Regions from separate parts of the Homo sapiens genome. Here region 2 is linked to region 1. Evidence: chromatin contacts called from ENCODE Hi-C or POLR2A ChIA-PET data. All regions are on one chromosome and are shown on one strand. The core of a region is the stretch at or near the end of the contact, and the rest is flanking DNA. Distances in the headings are between cores, read along the strand shown. Region 1 holds the start of STK32C (serine/threonine kinase 32C). Region 2 overlaps LOC105378569 (a long non-coding RNA gene).

Region 1 (6,067 bases), core at 1,847-4,346:
CAGATGAAGGCAAAGCCCCTCAGGGAGGAGCTACTTCCTGCTGGCGGGCTAATGCCACGTCAGGCTGGAGACTCAATGCTGTGACCCCGAGACGGGCGAGCGCCCCCCAGGTTGCAGAGCTGCTTAGCGGGAAGGTACCGGAGCCTCCTCTCAGGTTCACTTGGTATCACCAGGACACCAAGACAGAGAGGAATGAAGGGGCTCGCCCAACGCCATGCAGCTCTGGTGCAGAGCAGCAGCAGAAAGACCCCCTAACCAAGTTCAACCCCAAAAATGAATTTTTCACCGAAGTCAGAGAAGGGATAGAATGGGAGCATGTGAGGGGCTGAGGGGAAGGAAAACTGGAGACCCTCAGTTCTGGCATGACAAAGACGTGCAGAGAATTCTGTACATGCACCAAATATCTGCCAAATTAGGAAAATGGTTCTGGAGTCCACAAGGATTAAAAGGAACAGAGGACATTTAGTCTTATATGTCGCAACTATGCCTATCAGTTGAAATTTACCTGGCACTTTGTTAAACAGCACTCTTAATTTCTTTTTTCCTTTTCTCTGCATACTAAATTTGATATATTAATTAGGTGTTTTAATCTAAAAAATTCATCGGAAGGTCTAGCATTGCCATAGCAACCGTGCAGATTCAGTAAACTCGAGACACCAACACAGCACCAGGGCCTCCTTAAGCCAGTGCTGCCACGGGGCCACGAAAGTACCAGGCAAATGACTGCACCAACCTGAAAGGGGTGGGACTCAGGGGCAACAGTCCCTTCCTAAAAGACTCTCCTTTCTCCTTCCAAACTGAATCCCTTCCACCAACACGAGTCCCCGGCATCCACACTCAGAGGTGCAGAACATTCTTCTGCAAACCCTGTGCTATGACTCCCAAGTTGTCTGTGCCCTGCCAGTGACAGGAAGAAGCGGAGGGAAGCGGTCACCGCCCAGAGATGTCCTCTGCTATTCGGGCCAGGGCCTAGTCTTGCCCTCCTGATTTCACCACACAAAGCCCAGCTGAGTCCCGGCGGGTGCTCAGTTTGGGGATGTGGCTGCATACCAAGCCATACGGAGCCAGCAGCATCCGTGGGACACCGTCAGCCGAATCTCTGCCGTCCTACTACAGGCAAATACGGTGATGCTGGGGATGTGAAAGAATTCCCAAGTCAGACCGTGAGCCCCACAGACAGACTCTGTGCTTGCTCTTTTTGCCTTTCTAGTGATCCTTGAATTCTGTGACATAACACACTGTGAACACACAGGGAAGTCTACCCTACAAAGCTGAAGGCAGCCCAGTGCCACACCACTGTCTCCACTCCCACCCCCGGAGAGCACGGTGCCGAGACCCAGAAGAGCAGCCAGCTCTTGGCTGACACCAGCAAGTGCTAAACCAGATGCGTTTCTCAGACGTTCTCTCAACCCGCAGCCAGAAACGAGAGGCAAATCTGCCTCCTGATCAGCTCCTAGTTCACTCTGGGCTTTCTTTACTTTGAATATTTATGTTAAAAACAAAAACATTTCTCAAACATTCACCATCGTGAGTTCTGCTGTCCCGAAGTTCAGGACACAGTGACGGGCCACCCTGGAGCGTGTGGGGCCTGGTGTGGCTGGGCCTTCAGCCCTCCTTCTAGGCAGCACACCATGAATCCCCGGTGCCGTCTCCCGGAGGAACGGCGGTGCACGGCCCCACACTCACCAACGCCGGCCTGAGGTCGTATTACTGTAATTTCCCATAATGCTTAAATTATTTATCGCAAGTAAATAGCCTGGCTCCTGAGCGCTGGGCTCTAAAATTTTGAAGGATCCATCATACCTCTGCACGCTATCTATAAATGAAAAATGCACATTTCAAGTATTTTAAGAAAATGTCAAAAAACATGAAATGTGTCATCAATGTACGATTTTAAATGATTTGCATGTTACCTGTAGAAAAGAGCTGTATGTCTGCATGTGACTGTATTACAGTGCCCACAGGCAGACGCGGCACCACATCTCCCTGCAGGTGATAATTCGGGGGTCCCCGGGGCCCCCTGGCACCCCGGGAGGTGTCCCTGCAGGCCTGTCCCATGTCACCTCACCTGCCTTCTCTGCTTTCTATGGCGCCCACGGCTGCACGGTCACTCAGGAGACACCAGTCCCCGGGGTTGGCGGCTTTATCTACAGGACTCAGCAGCGCACTCGTTCCTGGCAGGGCAGGTCTTTGCACAACGGCCTGGCCCTGCCTCCAGCGCACATGGGTGAGCAGAGGATGGACACCGCGCGGTCACCAAGGAGACTGAGCCTCTGAGCGGCCGGGCCCCGCCACCTGTGGGGCAGGAGCCTCACTCGCACTCGGGCGGCACAGGTGAGCGCCTCTCTAACTGCAAAGTACAAACGAGCCCGCACGTGGGCCCGAGCGGATCACGGAAAGCGGAAAGCAGGGCTGCCACGGGCGGTGGGCGGAGGCGCGCGCAAGCCCGGAGACGCCACAGCCGCGGGGGACCCTCGCCCCGAGGGCCCGGGCCCAGCCTGCTCCTCCTGCGGCGCCGCCACTAGAAACGGAGGACGCGGGCGGGCGCCCAGAACTCGCGTGGGGCCGCAGCCACCCGGCGCGAGCTTCTCCGGAAGCCGGGGCGCCCCGGGAAGCCGTCCCGGACACCGGGGGAACCCCTGCGGGAAAAAGCCGCCCAGCCGCGCCCGCCCCTGCAATAGCGCGCGGCCCCCACGTCGTCCCCGTGCCCGCACTCACCGTCCTCCTTGTCGTCAAACACCGGCCTCCGCGCGGTGGCCGCCGACATGGACGAGCCCATCCTCTTCTTCCACTTGCTCCACTGAAACAGGGGGCGCGGCTGCGAGCGGACATCGCCCGAGTCCCGGGCCCGGGGCTGGCCAGCAGCGGGCGGCGGCAGGGCCGAGGGCGCGTCGGAGCCGGCGGGGCGCGCGCGGCCGGGGGGCGGCGAGCCCGGGGACGCCGCGGCGCTGCTGCCCCTGCGCTCGGCGCCACTCCTCATCGCCGGGTCTGGGTGCGCGCGGCAGCCGGAACTCGGGGCATGGCCGGCCGGCAGGGCCGGGAGCGGCAGTGGTAGCGGGAGCGCTCGGGGCCGGCAGCGCCCGCCGTGCGCTCTTCTGGGCGGTGGAACCCGCCCCGTAGATTGCGAGCGCTGGGGGCGGGGCAGGGGCGGGGCTTCTGGAAGGGGCGGGGGCGGGGCGGAGCTCCTGGAAGGGGTCGAGGCGGAGCTGAGCGCCGGGGCGTGGCAGGTGCGGAGCTTCGGGAAGGGTAGGGGCGGGGCCGAGCCGGGGGCGGGGCAGGGGCGGGGCTAGTGCCTGGAGTGTCGCTAGGGAGTGGGTGGCCGCCACCAGTCTAGGGATGGGGGCTGTGGTTCGCCGGGACACGGGGACCACGGCTCAGACTAGACGGCGGGTACGAGAGCGAGGGAGGCAGGGAGCGTCCCCACGGGTATCCTGGGGCCCCGGAGGTCGGCGTCCCTGGCACGGGGACTGCTGTGCCCGGCACGGCGGCGGGACCTTCTCGCGGTCTCCGGGGGCCTCCCTCCCCTGCCTTCTTCGTGAAAACAGCCGGCGCGCGGGCTTCCGCCGCCCAGTGCGGGGAGCCCTAAACTCCAGCCTTCTGCTTTGCGCAGGGTGAGGCCGGGCTGCAGGCCCGGGATGCGGGCGGCGGGAATCTGCCGGGCAGAGCCCGGCTCACGGTCAGGAGGCGGCAGGCTGAGTCCAAGCGCTGCGCCAGAGGGTGGGGTGGGGCAGGGCGGGCCTGGCTGCGCGCGCGCACACGCGGGCGCCTGGGGTGGGCGCTAAGCCCTGAGCACGTGCGCCCGCGCTCTCGGGCACCCCCGTGCCATCCTCGCGACCCCCGTCCGGCCTGAGACCGCGTGCCCGAGTCGCCCAGGGTCCCCTTGTCCAGATGCGACAGGGGCCTCGGCACTCGGCGTATTTCGGAGGCCTGGGGCGCGGCTTGACCTCCGGGCACCTCTGCCCCTGCGCAGGGCCAGGCGCGACCTTGCGCGGAAAGTGCTGGGCGCCTTGGAGTGCCCTGGAGAAGGCGCGGCTCTGCATGGAGCCTCGCCGCCTGCCCCTGGCGCTTGTCACTGAAGAATCAGTTTTTGCTACCGGGCTGTTTGACTTTAGGAAGCCTTTACCTCCTTAAGTTCTGCCCTGTAACCAGGACACAAAGACGGGGTCTCTTCCTCCTCGGTGAAATCCTAGATGGGATTTCCTGCTGCCCGCCCGGACGATGAGCGGATCCCCAACATGGCTCCAAGGCCAGTGTCTCCCGCTCCCGTCCCTCCCACCGCACACAACTGTCTACCCTGTCATTCAGCCACTGTGAGCCCTGCCTCCCCACGGCCTTTGACATTCAGTGTGGCCGCCCGCCCTAACCGCCTGATGCATGAAATGTGAGCACGGGAAGTCTGTGTGGCTTCTGGGCCAACAGGAGCCCCCATCCCTTGGGGACTATAAGGAATGGAACCATGCCCATCTACCTAGGACATGCACCCGCCTGGACATGCACCCGCCTGGACATGCACCCGCCTAGGACATGCACCCACCTGGACATGCACCCGCTTAGGACACATGGCATGCATTTCACTACTGAGATTTAGAGGGTATTTTTATGGCAGCATAACCTAGGTTACCTGACCAACCAGCCACCGCAGCTCTCCCTGCCTGGCTAGCACAAACGCATCGGTCTCTAACTTCCAGTGCACAGAGCCGAGTTTTCAGCCCTTGCAGCTGCGAAGCTCTGTTCCCTGCTCTCCCTCAAAGTTGCCATTCTCCAGCAGGCACGCAGAAGGCAGTGGGTTCAGCACCTGCCTCAGAGGAAGCCCTCGGTGCCCATCCCAGCAGGAGTGGTGAAGGAGCGTTTGGAAGGGGAGGTACCAAGGCAGGGCAGTGCCTGGAACCCTGCGTACCCGGTGCACACATCAGACTCCCCAGGGCTCCTCCCAAAACACGCAGCCTCTGAACTTACATCATCGCCTCTCCTCCTCTCCCTCTGACCCCTAAAAGTGGCAGAAAAGGAATAAAAGATATAACGTCCCCACCACCACCTAAGAGGGAACAGGAGAAGGGAAGACATGTTAATAGACTTCAGACAGCAGGTAGAAAGCTGACTCTGAAGATTGGAGAGGCTGAGGACCTGCAGGTAACCAGGACCCCAAAAGGCGGGAGAATGTGAATACAGCCAGAGCCCAGGACGCCTCCCCGGCCCGGGCAGTTGGGGATGGACAGTCCTCTGGTCTGAGGGTCCAAAGGGGCTCTTGACCTAGGGATACCAAGTCCTGCAGAAGACAAGAGTGCAGGGGGGCAGAGGGGTTCATGGGGACATCTGCACACTTAACTAGGAGACCCTCCAACCTCACCCTTGCTGTGAGCCTCAAACACCAAGCCAGGCACCTGCCTCTCAGTCAGGAAACAGGAAGGATCTGTAGGGAAACAGCAGCTCCCAAAAGAATGCCGGGTCCTAAGATTTGGCCAGTGCAGATCAGCCCTGGAGGGGCCTGTGGGCTCAGGGCACAACTCTTGTACTGTCCAGGTGCAACTCTTGTACTGTCCAGCCACGGCTCAGGGTCCAGGCAAACACAAGACTGAGCGTTAAGAGGTGCACAGTGTAGGCATGAGACAGGAGGGGTCAGGAACTGCTGTCCCCAAGAGGATGCCAACCCCTGGTGCCTCATGGGAGGTAGCTCTGAAGTTCTAGGGGGATGCTGGGAGGGACTGAGGCTGGGACAGAGTCAGCTGTGGATGGGAAGGGGCAGTGAGGCCAGTAGAGAATTCCTGAGTTCCCCTGTGTGCCCATGCTGCCCGGGAACGTCAACTTCATTAGGGCAGCGATGGTGTCTGCCCCTTCCAATGACAGGAGACCAAGTGACAATGTGACAGATAAATGCATTCAGTGCACTGACGTCTAGCACGCAGGAGCACACAGGAAGGCACATGGCTGGGCAGCACGTGCATGATCGTGGGACCACTTTAGCTTGGGTAGTCCAGCATGAGTCTCTGAGCAGGTGACCTTGATGCTGAGGCCGGAGCATGAACGAGTAGCCCAAGGGAGGCCAGGTGTCCGGGTTCCAACAGCAGGA
Region 2 (6,726 bases), core at 3,875-6,374, 160 kb after region 1:
CTGGAGGCCCAGGCGGGTAGCAAGCAGGTACGCCTCTACTCCCCGCAGGGACAGCGGCTCAGGAAGCCACCTGCTGCCGGTGGGCACGGATCGCTGTGTGGAACCCACAGTCATGGGGCTTCCCAGCCCTTTAGACTGAGCCCTGGCAGAGCACAGCTCATGCACACCATGGCGCTGGAATGCCAGGTCCACACTGCAGGGCCTGGGTGCCCCTCTCCTGGGGCGCCTGCTCTATCCCTCCCCTTCCCTCCTTCTCCCTCTTCAGTCATCAGCAGCTGCACAGTTGTCTGGGAGAGAGGCCCTGGAGTGGGGCCTCGGGCTGGGTGAGGGCATCAGGCTGGTCCGAGGCTGCCCGGCGTGGCCAGTGGGGATCGGGTCAATTCCACGAGGCTCCACATCTTTTCCTGGAGAGAGGGGTGGTTCCCACTCCCTGAGCAGGCCCCAGGGGCAGTAGCCTGCGCTGCTCTGCCGGTGGCCACCCGAGGCTGGGGTGCGGGCCATGGCCAGTCTCTGGCCCGGGGCCCCAGGCAACGCTGGACAGGGTGGAAAGCCAGGCCATCAGAGCAGCGCAGGGCGGCCCGTAGAGGCCGTCGGAGCAGCGCAGGGTGGCCTGTTGCATCACTGCCACCCTGAGCCTCTTCTCCAAGGTTGCCAGGCGGTGGGGGGCTGGGCCCCAGGGCCAGAGTCCCCAAATCCTGACAGCGCCCTTGGCCAGTGTCTTCTGGGGCTCTGCCCTGACCAATATGGGATTTTTCCAAGGAGGTTCTGAGCATATTCAGCTGGGAACAGACTGCCCCGTGCCAGCCACTGACCCTACATGTGGGCTTTGTCGGCAGGAGCACAAGAGCTTTCCTGGTCTGGGTGCTCCGTAGCCCTGGCCCAGCACAGTGCGTGTGCCATCATTTTTATGAGCAGGCAGGTTCTGGAGGGTTTTGGCCACAGGAGGGAGTGAGATGCCTCTGCAGCTCAAGAAGCATGTCCAGCCCCACAGGCCCAGCCCCATGGGGCTTCTGTGGGCCAGGAGCCCCTTCCCCTTGCAGGGAAGTGGGCCTGAGGAGATGGGCAGGACGTGCTCGGACCCCAGAGTGATTATGGGAAAGACCTCTCCCAGGAGTGCGTGGCCGGTGATGAGGCCGGGACAGACGGCTCCCAGCACCCAGGTCCCAGGGCAGGAGGTGGGTGGGTCTGGGCCGCCCACACCAGGCTGAGCTACTCACAGGGTCCCTGGAGCTGCATCGTCGGGGGCTTTGATGGTGCCCGTACCGCAGTTGGGGAAAGTGAGGAGTCATTCGCCAGAGTCAACAGACGTGCATGGCGGCGCTGTGCTCAAGCCTGGGCGGTCTGGAACCCTGATGCACCCTGCAAAGCTCCAGGGCCTGGCAGCCGGAGATGCCCCAGCCTTGAATGCATCCATCACCGAGCTGGGGGCCGTGGTCCCCCTCACTGGCTACCCACACGCCCCTAAGGACAGCCTCCCTGACACAGCGGCATGCCTCCTGGCAGGCCCACAGGGGACCTGGGGCCAGGGCTGCTCAGCCTGCCCACGTGTCTTGGAAAGGCTGTCGCTGGCTCGGCCGGATCCTCGTGTTCTCTGCCGGAGTGAAAACCAGCTTGTTCTGTCCAAGCCTGGAACCGGCCCAGGCTTCCAGGAGGAGGCCATGCTTGCCTGCCCTTGGCCAAGGGGAGCCAACCGCCCTTCCTGGTTCCAGGGAACCCCACGCTGTCTGCTTTGCCCAGAGACCCAGCTCCCTCCCTTGGAGCAGGCTCGCTGCCTCCCGGGTGTGGTAGGGGTGGCTGGGCCTCCCTTGGACAACGCTGGCTGGTTCTCTTCTCTGGCTGAGAGTCAGATCCCGTGCTTGCCCCAACCCAGAAGCTTCCAGGATGCTTTGCCTGAGCCAGGCCCTGGCCAGGGCCAGAGAAGTCCCCGTCCTCCCGGCCAGGCAGGGCAGGGAGCTGAGCCCAGGACGTGGAACATGCAGACTTGGATTAGCTGAGGGCTGGCTGTGGCTGGGGGCCCTCCCTGGCCTCTCTCTCAGAGCCTGTTTCTTTCCTTGTGAGGTGGTGACAGTAGCCCTGACGTCACAGCATGGAGCAGGATCACATGAACAGCAAATCCTGGCCCACGGTAGGCACACGCAGGGGTCAGGACGTTGGCCTGCGCCCTTCCCTGGGGGATGGTGGCTCAGGACCCCAGGCTGGCCTCCCTGCTGGCACCAGAACCCAGGGCCCCCTGGGCACAGGCCTGGGAAGGCTGAAAGAAGGTGTGGCCCAGCACAGTCCAGCATGGAGAGCCTCAGTGCCTGCCCCCTGGTAGGGTCCCCAGCCCCTACTCCCACACCTTTGCTGGGCAGCAGGTCCCCCCACAGGGGCTCAAAGGCTGACGGCCTTCCCTGAGGGTGCAAGGCTGGTTTCTGCAGAGTCCAGGGTGGGTGCTGGTGGCTTTGGGCAGTGTCTGGCGGCCCTGCGGATGCCCTGTGGATACAGCCCAGTGGGCAGCACAGAGCCAGACCCTGCCCTGCCCTGCCCTGCCCTGCCTTGCCCTGCCCTGCCCCGCCCCACCCTGCCCTGCCATCCCCAGGGTAAGGTCCCACAAGCCAGATCCTCCCTGCGTGTAGTCACCAGTCAAGGACTGCTCCCCAGCAATTCCTCCTCGCTAGCGCCACCCTCCCCGTGCTTACACAGCTGCAGCCCCCCGCCGCAATCCTTCCGGGCCCAGCCTGCCCCAGGACACACTCCCTTAGGAAGGTCTTTGCTACTGAACGGCTCGTTGGCCCTCACGGACCCTCAGGTGCGTGTCCGACAGCCCCTCTGGAGACTCACAGCCCGGCCTCCGTGCCTGGCTCAGAGCCGGAAGAGCTCCGCAGCCTCCGTCAGTCACACCGAGCCCAGCCTGGGGAAGGCCCCAGAAGCAGGAGTGTGCAGCCTCACAGACCGCACCCGGCCCTCCGCTCGGGGCTCTCTGGCCTGCGTGCTCAGAGCAGGAGGAGGTGGCCCAGGCTGTAGCCCCTGCTCAGGAGGCCGTGGAGAACCAGCTGGAGTCCCCACCACGCCCTGAGCGAGGGGGCGGCAGAAGGGAGGCGGCTCTGTCTCCGTGACATCAGGAGGGCCCGGGGGGCGGAGCAGGAAGACGAGTGACCACGACGCCAGGTATGGCGCTGAGCACCACGTGCAGGCCTAGCCGGTGACCCTCACAAGCCCTGCATAAGGTCAGGGTCACGCTCCCATTTTACAGATGGGGAAGCCCAGGCACCCGGACCACGCAGGGGGCCTTGTGCAGGACAGGGGTCATGTCTGGTCCCGTCCAGGTCACCTTACAGGTGAGACGCCCGGGCCCGCAGGTTGAGGCCGGCCAGCCCCCTCCCAACAGACCCCCTTGGTGGCTCTGAGTGAGGGCTGGTCCAGGGACAGGGCCTGAGGGGCACCACTGGGACCCAGCTGGAGGGTGTTCAGGAGCCATGAGGCTGCAGTCAGGCTGGCCCTGGGATGCCAGAGGGGATGCAGCCCCCACCGGGCCCCTCCTGTGGCCACAGCACAGCCCAGCCTGCCCCAGACAGGCTGCCAAGGCCTGGTTCAGGCCAGGGTGCCGGGCTGAGGTCGTGCCCACATTGCCACCCCTCTGCTCTGTGTGCTCAACTCAAACCCGCCCGGCCCTGCATGCAAACTTCCAGCTGAGACCCTCTGAGGCCCCTGGCGCTGAAGGATCAGGGTGCCCCCTGTGTATGATTTGAAATAACAACAGCACTAAGCCATCGAATGGGTGAAAGGTCAGAGTTCTGTTCTTTCCCACAGAGACAGCTTGGATGCCTTTTTTGAAATAACAAATATCAAATCCTTTCTAAAATTGTCACACACGGCCCCGCCTGGTTGGTGCCCAAGGACGTGCCCGGCCCACCCCGGCACCCTGCAGTTCCTCCCACCACCGTCTGGCCTGCTGAGCCTGCTGTCCTCGGCCCCCGGGAAGGAGCTCCCTTCCGCTCAGAGGGCTTCAGACCAGCCCGGTCTCCATCACACCCTCCACGCCGCCTCCTCCCAAGGCAGGCTCTGCCCCTGGACTGTAGAGAAGGCTCCAAAAGGACCGACCCCCCAGGACTGGAGACTCAGGAGAGGGAGCGCTTCCCTGAGTGCCAGTGGACTGGACCCTACCCTGAGCCAGGCCTAGACCAGGGGTCCACCCTGTGTGGCCGGGGAGCAAGAAAGCCAGTGGGGCCATCGCCTTGGTGCAGGTTCCGTGGGAAAGGGTCCTTTTTCCAACGGGGCGGGAAGAGGTGCCAGGCAGATGGAAGTCTCGGTTTCCCCAAAGGAGCCATCGGCCTGTGGCTGGAGGTCCTGCTTCCTTCCCCACCCCAGCTGGCCCTGGAGGTGGATGGCAGGCCCACCGCAAGCCCTGAGAAGCTGGGCGGCCTGGGTCAGTCCAGAACTCCCCTGACCCGCCTTTCCTGTTGCACGTGGGGACGCCAAAGCCAGGGAGGCTCAGCCCTGTGAGGCCCTGGGTGCTGGACAGAAAGACTCTTGCTCCTCCAGCCACCTCAGTGCTCTCAGCTGGCCAGGGCCATGTGTCACCCACTGAGCTGGGGAGCCCTTAGGTAGAGACACGGCAGGGTCCACGCAGGTGACACCTGGGTGACAATTTGAAAAAGGAGGCCTCAGGTAACTGTGGCCTGTGGACCGTGGCTGTGCCCAGCACTCAGCCATTTGCCTGATGAAAGACAGTCAGGGAGAGTGCCAGCTGACCGGGTGGGGGCGTGAGCTGAGCAGGGGAGGAGGGGCCCCATGTGATGCTCCGTGGGGGGAGGGACCCTCGGCAGAGGGCGTTTGACTCGAGGAGGGGGCGCCAGGCCCCGGCTCAGCTCACCACCCGGCCCATGTCCAGCATCCCCCCAAAGCCAGCCTCTGCCCGGGCCGAGGCTGCCCTCCCAGGGGTGGGGAAGCCTTGGCCCCACCTGCTGCCCAGTCTCCCCAGGCTGCTCTCACCACAGTGCCCCAGATTTTGCTTCTGGAAATACACTGGCAATTAAATCAAAAAGCCCTTAGAGCCGCCCAGAGAGGAAAGGTGAGCGCTTACGCAACAGCTCATTACCGCGGCTCCCGAGGGCCCAGGAAGATGCCCGTCCACCAAGGCCACCTGCCCAGGACTCTGCCTGGGGGCAGGAGGAGGGCAGGACACCAGCTGCCTCTGACCTGCAGCCCCTCACGTCCTCACAAGGGAGGATATCCCCCTCCCAGGGCCAGCCACGGTTCAACGCGGTGCATGAGCACAAGGTGCTGGGTGGGGCCAGGGGACACCTGTCTCAGGCTCAAGGCTAAGGAAGGGAGGAACGCTACTGAGCAGAGCTGTGCGGCCCCAAGGCCGGCTCCAGGCAGGCGGGGCAACGCCAGCTCCCAGGGCGGGAGGGGACGGGGGAACAGCCCCTGGGAGGCGCCAGGGTCGTGGGGGTGTTGGGGAGGTGAGGGACAGGGTGCCGCTCTGGGGGTGGTCAGAGTCCTGCTGGTCTGGCGCTGACAGGACTCAGGTCCACCTCCCTGCCTGCATACAAGGGGAGACTGAGGGTCTTCACGCCCATTCATCCCGCTCAACGCTGAAATGAAAGGAGGCAAGGAAAGAGGGAGAGGGCAAGGGAGGGAGAGAGGAACCAAGGGAGAGAGGGAAGAAGGGAGGGAGAAGGAGAGGGAGTTCGGGGAGGGAGAAGGGGAGGAGGAGAAGAAGCTGGAAAGGGAGGGGAGGGAGGAGATGGGGAGGAGATGGGAGGCAGGGGGAGGGGAGGGAGGAGATGGGATAGGGGAGGAGATGGAAAGCAGGGGAGGGGAGGGGAGGGAAGGCAGGGGAGGGGAGGGAAGGCAGGGGAGGGGAGGGGAGGGAAGGCAGGGGAGGGGAGGAGATGGAAGGCGGGGGAGGGGAGGGAAAGCAGGGGAGGGGAGGGGAGGGGTCTAGCGGCACCTAGAGAGTGTAGACAGTGCTGGCTGTTCTGAAGGGGCTGCAGCAGCTCTCCGAGTCTTTTCTGGGGCCTCTTGGGCCTGTTGACCCTCACGCGGTCCTTGCCCCTGTGGGCACTTCTTCCTGCCTCCTGGACAGTGGTGGGGGTGTTGGGGGTTGGGGTTCTGTCTCCCACCCACCAGGGCCTCAGGAATCTCTGGCAGCACTGGCCCCTTGCCCTGGGCCACGGGACACTGCTAGGCTGATGTTTGCAGCCCCGTGGCCACGGCTGTTGCAGCCCCTGCCCCCTGCCCAGGGGTCAGCAGGTCCCAAGAGCCGCAGAGTCCCCCTCCGCCGTCTGCCTCAGTTCAAGCTCTGGCCCTTCCTTCACCAAGAAGAAAACTCAGTGGGCCCACTTGATGCTTGTTTTCCCTGAAAATAATAATATAATAATAATAATAATGGCTCCTGACTTATTTAATAATAAAATTGTAGAACATTTATAAAATAGAAGAAAACCACAACCTCACCCCAAAACCCGGAGCGGGAAGGCCTGATGGCAAGCGTCTGCTCGGCCCTTCCAGCCTGTCCCTGGCACGCTGACCCTGCTTGGGACTCTCCTTGCCCGATCGAGCCTGCCCCGGGGCACCAGAGGACAATAAACCCGTGAAAGCTAGGCTCGGTGACCAGGGCTGCCCCAGCGAGGGTGAAACAGGGCTCAGCCAGGAGGGCTGGGGCAGCGGCAGGTGTCCAGCCACGGGGTGGGGCTGGTTCCCTGGGGCCTGTCCCAGGAGGGGCATTAGGGTAAAAGATCT

What was found. Hi-C counts contacts between places; a loop is a spot of excess contacts on that map. ChIA-PET counts read pairs that join two places held with the same protein, here RNA polymerase II (POLR2A). Pooled maps may share reads with other maps.
Region 2: a loop to region 1 is called in a map of body of pancreas, with 2.0 times the contacts of the local background. The contact joins the enhancer-like site here to the promoter of STK32C in region 1. A Hi-C loop is called at or near these places in 13 of 168 maps with a recorded cell type or tissue (B cell, CD14-positive monocyte, CD4-positive, alpha-beta T cell and 8 more), 15 of 37 single-sample maps with no recorded cell type and 23 of 50 pooled maps. POLR2A ChIA-PET finds 5 or more read pairs at or near these places in 1 of 52 experiments (AG04449).

What each region holds. Positions count from the first base shown.
Region 1 is chr10:132,304,854-132,310,920 of GRCh38, forward strand. It overlaps STK32C (serine/threonine kinase 32C), which reads right to left and starts at 3,097. Exons shown (of 12, transcript NM_173575.4): 1 at 2,719-3,097. The coding sequence starts at 2,980. RefSeq lists a silencer at 2,921-3,570 and enhancers at 3,823-4,367, 4,368-4,910.
Region 2 is chr10:132,462,752-132,469,477 of GRCh38, forward strand. LOC105378569 (a long non-coding RNA gene) reads left to right here. Exons shown (of 3, transcript XR_007062343.1): 2 at 1-27; 3 at 2,059-5,340. Among named protein-coding and RNA genes, the nearest start is that of LINC02870, 21 kb to the left of the region's middle. RefSeq lists an enhancer at 2,500-3,090. Within about 2 kb of position 5,125, at least 12 of the 41 ENCODE cell types and tissues checked have a DNase peak (open chromatin) inside an H3K27ac peak, as active enhancers do; they include body of pancreas and ovary, where a contact is called at or near this core.